2 separate regions of the Homo sapiens genome follow, and region 1 is linked to region 2. A link is a loop called in an ENCODE intact Hi-C map of the cell type or tissue named here. Cell type or tissue: PC-3. All regions are shown on one strand. Each heading gives the region's core, and the rest is flanking DNA. Links, peaks and the distances in the headings are about the cores only.

Region 1 (4,399 bases), core at 121-4,120, 74 kb after region 2:
TCCTGTCTTCTTTGGAATACTCAAGTTACGTGTTTAAATTGCTCAAGAATAAAATGTATGCAAGCAACATGAAGTTTTTCTTCCCTTGCCATTACCTTTTCATCCCTGCTGGGATTTAGTGAGCTGCGGCAGGCCATAGTGTGTGAAGTGTAAGCAGCCTTTGTGAGAGGCTGGGGCTTACTATCATTTCACCATTAGATATGGGCTTTGTATTGCAATCATTTTGTATATTTCTGTTGACATTTGAGAACAATGTTTGTCCCAGCTGCAATGTCACTCTAGAGTCCTTTTGAAAAACCGAGGCGAAGGTAAAGTGTGCGGTGGAAATGCCTAAGAGGTGTGAGAACACTGTGTTTTGCATCTTACCTGCACTTCATCAAAGAGGGTCCTTGCTTGTTGCAGTGGTATAGGAACACTTCCGAGACCACTCATGGGGAGGTAGGACACTTCAACCAACCATTTACGAAGCTTTTCTGCCATCTCCCTATAGCGCTGCCACTGGCGAATCTGGCTGTCAATGATCCCCCGCCTCTGCTGGGCCCTGCGAATCACTCCCTGCCATTGATTACTGAGGAGTGTCAATTTCAGGTTGAATTCATCCCTAGTGAAGAAATAATTACATGGTAAAAAAGCACTGTTATCTTGGATGCAGTTACGCAATCAGCCAATGTATACACTGTCAACAACCCTAAGCCCTGAGAAGTGATCTAGGGCGGTGGTTTTTGAATATCATGCCATGATCTCTTACTGGGTTTTGGGTCTATTGCAATTAATTTTTAAAATTAAACCACCAGTGTTTGCAAATGGTGAGTGTTTTCATGTCTCAGCATAGGTTGAAGGCAAATATACAATAAGGTCATTGTCCTTCACTGTCTCCCTGAGAGCATGAGAGGGGAGGAGTGGACAGCTGCAGGTGCAACGGGAATAGCTGCAAATCCTAAGCAGCTCCATAGCAACATGTGCAGCTCGTGATGATGATATCATCTTGTGGGACACACTGCAGGAAAATGTGTGGAACAAGGCTTATGTAGAACCTCTGTCTTCAGTTCGAATCATAAGCCACTTGAATCAAATTATGTAATTTAAAAAGATTTTTTAAAAACTGTACTCCATAAACTCTCTCAGTATTCCCTCACAATAAACAGCCCCAACCTTTAGCAAATCATTCCAGATGTTCATCTGAATTATCTCTTCTACATTGTAGGCTGACTTCACTTTATTCTTAGAAAGATGAAAACTTGTTATCATAGTCTGTATAAATGTCATTAATATATTTAGAAATAATAAATTTTACTTAAGATTTCTCAAGTTCAGGCTAAAGTATATCAGGTCTTCTAATGTGTTCTTACCTCTCTGTTTTCTGGCTTTAAAAAAATATAGGTAGTTCTTTATTACGTTTTATTTAATATTTAATTTATGGCTCTAGAACTGGCTAGTAAGAGTCTGTCCCGCATGAAACAGAATGAGTTTCTATGTAGATTACAGTGTTATTCACACCTAAAGTGCAAGTAATGTTGCACTTTAATACTAAACACTTGCACTTCTCTATTACAATAGTTTTGCTTTTCTTCCTCAGATATACTATCCTCTTCTCTTGAGGGTAGCATCAACTTTGAATTGGACTTGCTATTGTGAACTTGTATCTTCTTGAAACTTCCTATTATCCAGAACCACTATAAACTTTGATTTTGTAACCAAATATGCTGTTAGTCCTAGAAACTTATTTAATGACTCAACTTAAACAAAAGGTGAATAACACCCAGACAACGTCAACAAAACAAGTATTAAAAATAAAATGTACTAAGTAAAGCCTCTGCAAAAAATTTCGTATGCCCTCTCATCTTAAAAATAGATCCATAATGGGCCGGGCCCGGTGACTCACGTCTTTAATCCCAGCACCTTGGGAGGCCGAGGTGGGTGGATCACCTGAGGTCAGGAGTTTGAGACCAGCCTGGCCAACATGGCGAAATCCCATCTCTATTACAAATACAAAAATTAGCCGGGCGTGGTGGTGCGTGCCTGTATTCCCAGCTACTTGGGAGGCTGAGACAGGAGAATCACTTGAACCCAGAAGGTGGAGGTTGCAGTGAGCCGAGATAGCGCCACTTCACTCTAGCCTGAGCGAAAGAGCAAGACGCTGTCTCAAAAAAGAAAAAAAAAAAAAATCCATGTGATAGCTACTTAGATTTTGATGATGACTTCTGTTTTTGAAAGGAAATTTTGCTGTATTAATCAATGTACTAGCATTCAAGTGTGATGAATTAGGTTCATGATACTTCCCTAAAAGTTACAAGCATCTGTCATCGCAGAAAATGTACAACTCCAGGACTTGAGAATATCGTATAATCTTGCTTTCCCTACCAGGTAACCATCCAAGGCCTCTTAGGATTCCCCACCCTCTCTTGATACAACCAAGCTGTCCCAAACTACCTGCCAGCATGAGGAATTACTTAAAACATGACACTGTTCCCTGTGCTGAACTTGAAGCTCTAAAAAACGTAACTCATAAATTAACTTTCAGAACAAAATACACTTGCAATCTGAGGCCTTCTTATTGTCAGTAGGCTCTAATCTGATTTTTTTTTCCCTTCAACTTTCAAAATTCTTTACCCTCAAGTCTAACCTCCCATTTTCATCTCTTTGGTGTATTTTCCCTAAATGTTAGTATTGAAAAGTTAATAGATGCTGGCTTGCATGTGAGTATTTAATTTTTATTTTACTTAATGACTCAAACATTTATAATATTGTTATAGAGTTGGCTAAGAAATGATAAAGCAAAAGATAAAAGTTAATTGTATTTGAATTTGTTTTATTTTCAAGGCCTTAAATTCTCAGGAAAGCTCCCATTTAAGTTTGGCTTACTTAGAGTAGAATAAATATAATATCACATTCTGTTGTTCCAAGCTTAACCATGAAGATCTTTTATGTACTTCCAAAGAAATAGCCACTTAAAACTGAAATTGCTTCTACAACATTAAAGACAAAACTCTCAATAAAAATAATTTATTTTTTATTTTTTGAAAAAATATCAAATTAATTTTAGTCACAACTACTGGTTCCTAAATATGAGAAAGGTATACATATGTAATAGAACACATGAGGCTAATACTCCAAATATCACCACGGAAAGTCGATTAGATAAAGTAAATATTGTTCCTAGGAAATGTAAATATAGTATGAAATTGTCATTTCTCATACCATAAATCTGGGGAGAAGCTAAATTTTTACCTCTCCATTTTTAATAAAGAGATAATTTGCTATTGTAAATGAAAAGGAAGAAAAGATTTCAGGCGGCATGTAATCTGACTTAAGGTAGCAAACCATTTTCAAACACAGAATTCTCATGGCATGAGAAAGCTGGCTGGTATGATCCAGTACTGACTGAAAACCAGACATGAGCTCCAGGCCTGATTCTGCTGCTACTTAGTTCTGTGACCCTGGTCAAATCAGTTCACATTTGTGGATTTTGGGTTTTTCATCTGTAAGTAAGAGAGATGGGCTAGTGATCTCTATGCTCCTTTTACAAAAAAATTTCTGTAATTATATAAGAATATTAGAAGCATCTGTTTACAAACCGTTGATAGGTCATTGATATGGTTCATGCTGATCTATTCATTAATTCCATTTCCTACAGATGACTAGTGAAGGTTGGCTAGGTGATTTCCAATTACTCTATGCCCTTCATATAATATAATAGCAGCTCTCCAAAAAAGATTCAATACTCATTCATTTCAGAGATTGAGACAAGTTTCTCCTCCAATTACTGAGGCCCCACTACAGTTCAATTGCCTCAGGAAGATTGGATATATGCCCTCCAATCTGCTCATTAAAAAGAAAATGACTAATTTACTGGAACCTTTCTTTGTAATAATTTATCAAAGATCCTACCTGTCATCAACTTGACCTTGTTCTAGAAGACGTTGCCCATCAATAATGATTGAGTGCAAAATCTGCTGACGACTGAACATCTCGGCTTGAAACAACTATAATTTAAAAAAAAGAAGAACATACTTTAGAGTTCCTAATTTTAGTGATCGGTTCTCTGATAACTTTCCAAATATTCTAGTTTTCGCAAGACTATGAAAGCTATCACCAGCTGAACCAGAAAATGTGTGAAATCCTGCAGTTTAGGAATCATTTATTTTTAAATCATCAATTAAGATACACTCAAAGATAAAGTTTAGTGTTTGGTTTACTAAAACTAGATGACCAAAAGTAGAATTATATTTCTCTTCTTTCTTTCAAAAACACCTAATAAAGTAAGTTAATGCACAATTTGTTTTCTGGTTTATTTTGTATATAAAATATGGTCCATATTCAAAACTTAGAGAATAGCTTAGGACCGTTAAAGAAGTCAAAGAAAAAAAATAGCCTAGTCTTTTTCTGTCTTTTAAAACTC
Region 2 (4,399 bases), core at 117-4,116:
CATAATATTTTCTTCTAATGGAACTCAAATATGCTTCCTTATCTTCTATAAAGTCACTTAAATATACTGTACATTATATTGTCCAAAGATCCTTGTATAAGAGTCTACCAGTTAATTTCCTCTTGAATTTAGTGCTAGAAAAAGTTTCTCCTTCCTTGAGAAGTGGTATGTTTTGTTTTTGCCAGATAATGAAAGTAAGTTTACTCCTTGTTTCCCATTTTGTCTTGGCTTTCAGAAAACTTGATGCTCAGGTTCATGTTTAATCTGATGTATTTAATTCCTCTTTGAAAGACTCGGCTGGGTGTGGTGGCTCATGCCTGTAATCCCAGCACTTTGGGAGGCTGAGGCAGGTGGATCACCTGCGGCCAGGAGTTCGAGACCAGCCTGGCCAACATGGTGAAACCCTGTCTCTACTAAAAATACAAACATTAGTGAGGCGTGGTGGCTTACACCTGTAGTCCCACCTACTCGGGAGGGTGAGGCAGGAGAATTGGCAGGAGAATTGCTCGAATCCCGGAGGCGGAGATTGCAGTGAGCCGAGATCGCACCACTGCACTCCACCCTGGGCAACAGAGTGAGACTCTGTCTCAAAAAACAACGACAACAAAAACAAACAAAAGACTTAATTGTCTCATTCTATTCTAATATTTTAATGACCTTTTACTACAAGCCACCAAATATACTTTTGGGCCATAGATGTAACATGAAGTTTAAATTAAGCTGCCTTAATAAACAACACAAGCTAATTAAGATTGCTTGAGAACACTAAGATTTTTACAACTGAGCAACAACTTTAGAATCAGATTCTAAAGCTAGCAGATATCATCTTCTATGCACATGTTTGCTTTACAAAGATTGGAAACCACAGGGAGTTAAAAAAGTGTAAAGTAGAGACTATAATGCAAAAAGTTAAAAAAAAAGAAACAACACTTACCACTTATATTCATTTTCTGTAAATGAAATGCAACCCTGCTAAAAATAACTGGAGGCTGCCAGAGTTCACACATCTTACCATAAGCTGTTTGTGATGGTCCTGAAGTATCTCTGCATCAAGGTTAGAATCAATAGGGACAATTTCATTTTTCCTTCTGTCAATGTTCTCCAGCATAAGAAGCAAACCATGGCTCATTTCATGGAAACCCTACAGAAAACAGTTTAAAGTAACTGTAAATAAAATATTTTTATTTCTCTCAAAACTTAAATGTCTTTCAACTGCCACCATTAGCAAACATACTTGGTTTTAAGAACATACATGCAACTCCTTTCTGAGGAAGGCACTGGTGCTGTTGTAATGACCTGATCGTGAGTTCACGTTCTTACCAAAAGCATCTAATTTATTACTTGGAGGACAATTTAGACGAAAGGAAAACTGGCATCAACATACGTTATTTCTGAAAAAAGGGTAGTGCTATTATACAGTTTGGAAGGAAGCAACTCTGCTGCCCTCTCTTCTCTGTGTAGTCAAATCTTTCCATATTTTAAGGCCCACCTAGGCTGAATCTCATATCCCCTTCATTCATTCATTTATTCACTCATTCATTCATCCATTTATTTATTCAACATACAGTTACTAAAGATCTCCTACAGATAAGGCACTGTACTAGGAGTGGGTGCAGAGGTGAAACAGCAGTTTAGGTACCCGCTTTCAAGGAACTATTATATTACTCTTGGGGCACATATAAACCTGGAGAGCAGGCTTCAACTCCTTCCAGGGCTTTCCATGGCGCTCAGAATATGATCCAATCTCCTGGCCTGGACCTACAAAGCCATCTGGTTCCTGACCACCTCCTCAGTCTTTCTTCTCACTCCCTGGCTCAGCTCACCGACTACACTCTGGTCACAATGGCCTGTTTTCTGTTCCTAAAGACACTAAGTCCTTTCCTGCTTCTGGGACTTTCCATTTATTATATTACCTTCATAGCAACATCCTTCCAATGTTAGCTCAAAGAGCCAAATAAATTCCCTGACTACCCTCTCAAAGTGGCTTTTCTCAGTTACTTTTATCATCCACGTCTGCAAGTATCTGGTTTAACTATTTGCTTGCATTTTATTGATCTTGTCTTCCCCAACAAAAGCAGAGGCCATGCTGTATTCAATGTTTTAGCACCACGTCTGCCATATGGTGGACGCCCAGCAAGTAATTACAGTATGAATGGAAAAACAAATATTTGCAATGCTCACTTTGATGTTCAAGAAGGGTCTGCCTACTTGCCCAGTAAATATCTGTTGAATAAATAAAGGAAATAAATGAATGAGTCATAGAAGGAGCGTTGCGACGGAGATAAACATGAGGAATAGTCTCTTCTTATCTGGACAGAAGATAGGACCTAGAGATTTTGAACATGATCATGAACATGTAGAAATGCTCCAGTAAAATGAAAAGTTTGGGCACAAGGTTATCTCACTGAAATACTGACTTTGGGGAGCAACTGCGTCCCTCTAGAAACCATGATACATCAAGTCACACACTCAGCTAAATTGCTAATGTCTCTCTCTGAGTCACCTCCTGCCCAAAGCTCTACAGACCTGGCACTGCATCAGGGCATCCTGCAGCAGGCCCCGCCACTCCTCCAGCAGAGAGCACACTCGGTCCCAGCGCCCATTCATCTGCGACAAGCGATCCTGCAGGTCCCGGCTCTCCTTGCTGTCAGCCTGGGTGAACTCAGGGCTGCAGAGATTGATGGAGAGGATGATGGCTTTGCGGTGGTCCACAGCTTTCTGGAGCTCCTGAAAAGAACAAAAAAGACAATCAAACAAGGACAATAATGACAAAGATATTTTCCCTTGAAAATGTTTCACATGAATGAAAAGATCCATTAATTTAAACTGGCCTTAACAGGATGGCTAGGTAAAAGACAGAGGGTGCGTACCACTGAGAACTGTATGGCAGTTGGAAGAAATGAATTAGATGAGTACTTAACAACATGGATGAATCTTAAGAAAACAGGGTGTAGAGTGAAAACGTCAGAAACAGAATGTTACATGGAACACAACAGCCTCAATACATTCACACACACAAATCCACATTTTTAAAGAATATATCTGAACAAAGAAGGTCTGCCACATATTTCAGAATAGCTACCATTTTGAAAATCAAATGGGAACTTAGAGTTCAGCCAGGGTAGGGGGTGCAGGGGGGAGGAATAAAGAGGAGTCTTGTAGGAGGCAACAATAACGCTAGGCAATGACCTCATTAAGGAGTATGATTGAGTCCACACTCTGTACAGAGGTTCAACCACAACAAAATTCAAATTTGTGGGCCTAAAAATGAAGCAAAGAAAACAGATGCCAGGGCCCTGGGATCCAGATGTACTGAGTCTGCAGGCTCAGTGGCCCACAGGCTGAGAATACTGCCTGTGCCACACTGATGTGAAGGTAGAGAGAATGAATTGGGTATTTCATGAGCTAACCAGTTAGGTTTGATTTCACAAAAACCAGGTGACTGATTTTTGGCTTTGTGCATTTCCAAAACACCCAGTGCTCAATTCCAAGAACTTGAGCACAGGAGTCTGTATTAGTAATTGAGTATCTAGGTACTGTTTAAAATCCCCCAATCCAGTTAGGGTGAGAGATCCTGGAAGTCACATTGACCTAGGCTGCATTTTGAAATCATTTCTCACTAGCCCTGCAATGTTCCCAATCTGTCTTGATTTTGCACTTTTCAATAGGTTCTTAACATACTGTAGAATAGATTCAACCACACAGACAACATGGGTTTAAGAGACACTGTGGAAAATACTTGATTATTCCACAGATTTATTCAGAGAAAATACAGACAGGAAGCATCAGGAGAAAGTACAAAGGAGGATGTCTTTTTTCTTGTCATGCCGGATGACTTTCAAGGTCTTATTTCCCTACCCTAATCTCTCTGAGGTCTCAGACCCTGGCCAGCATTTGCTTCATCAACTTTTTAAGGAATCTGGTTATAATGCAACATGGCCTTACTAGAGTAATTTAGGGACTCTAGATAAAAATGCATTTCATAATGCAGCCATTGTAAATCTCTCTCACGTGGTACTTTGTCCTGAAATTCATGGGGTAGTGTAGAGGCCTTTCTATAGGGATGCACCTTTTGGATCACCTGGAGGGGAGATTCATTTCTCTTGTTTGAAGTTTTCTGTTTGAAAATTTAAAACAGACCAGGCGCAATGGCTCATGCTTGTAATCCCAGCAATTTGGGAGGCCGAGGCGGGCGGATCACTTGAGGTCAGGAATTCGAGACCAGCCTGGCCAACATGGCAAAACCCTGTCTCTACTAAAAATACAATAAATAGCCGGGCATGGTGGTGCATGCCTGTAGTCCCAGCTACTCAGGAGGCCGAGGCAGGAGAAACGCTTGAACACAGGAGACGGAGGTTACAGTGAGCCAAGATCGCACCACTGCACTCTAGCCTGGGTG

Evidence for each region. A loop is a pair of places that touch in the nucleus more often than their neighbours do. Peaks named below come from ENCODE experiments on the same cell type or tissue, not always from the same donor. Only the 100,000 strongest peaks of a DNase experiment are listed, where the experiment ranks them.
Region 1: a loop joins it to region 2, with 6 times the contacts of the local background. A loop is called at or near these places in 2 of 110 quality-filtered maps.

What each region holds. Positions count from the first base shown.
Region 1 is chr6:152,207,606-152,212,004 of GRCh38, forward strand. It overlaps SYNE1 (spectrin repeat containing nuclear envelope protein 1), which reads right to left. Exons shown (of 146, transcript NM_182961.4): 124 at 3,889-3,983; 125 at 367-601. Among named protein-coding and RNA genes, the nearest start is that of SYNE1-AS1, 170 kb to the right of the region's middle. In PC-3, for the core only: no CTCF peak of the experiment used is centred there; a DNase peak (open chromatin) is centred at 1,756; H3K27ac peaks cover 2,518 bases.
Region 2 is chr6:152,134,092-152,138,490 of GRCh38, forward strand. It overlaps SYNE1 (spectrin repeat containing nuclear envelope protein 1), which reads right to left. Exons shown (of 146, transcript NM_182961.4): 141 at 2,527-2,727; 142 at 1,013-1,141. Among named protein-coding and RNA genes, the nearest start is that of SYNE1-AS1, 240 kb to the right of the region's middle. In PC-3, for the core only: a CTCF peak has its summit at 2,590 (motif pointing right); DNase peaks (open chromatin) are centred at 2,220 and 2,510; H3K4me3 peaks cover 804 bases; H3K27ac peaks cover 1,504 bases.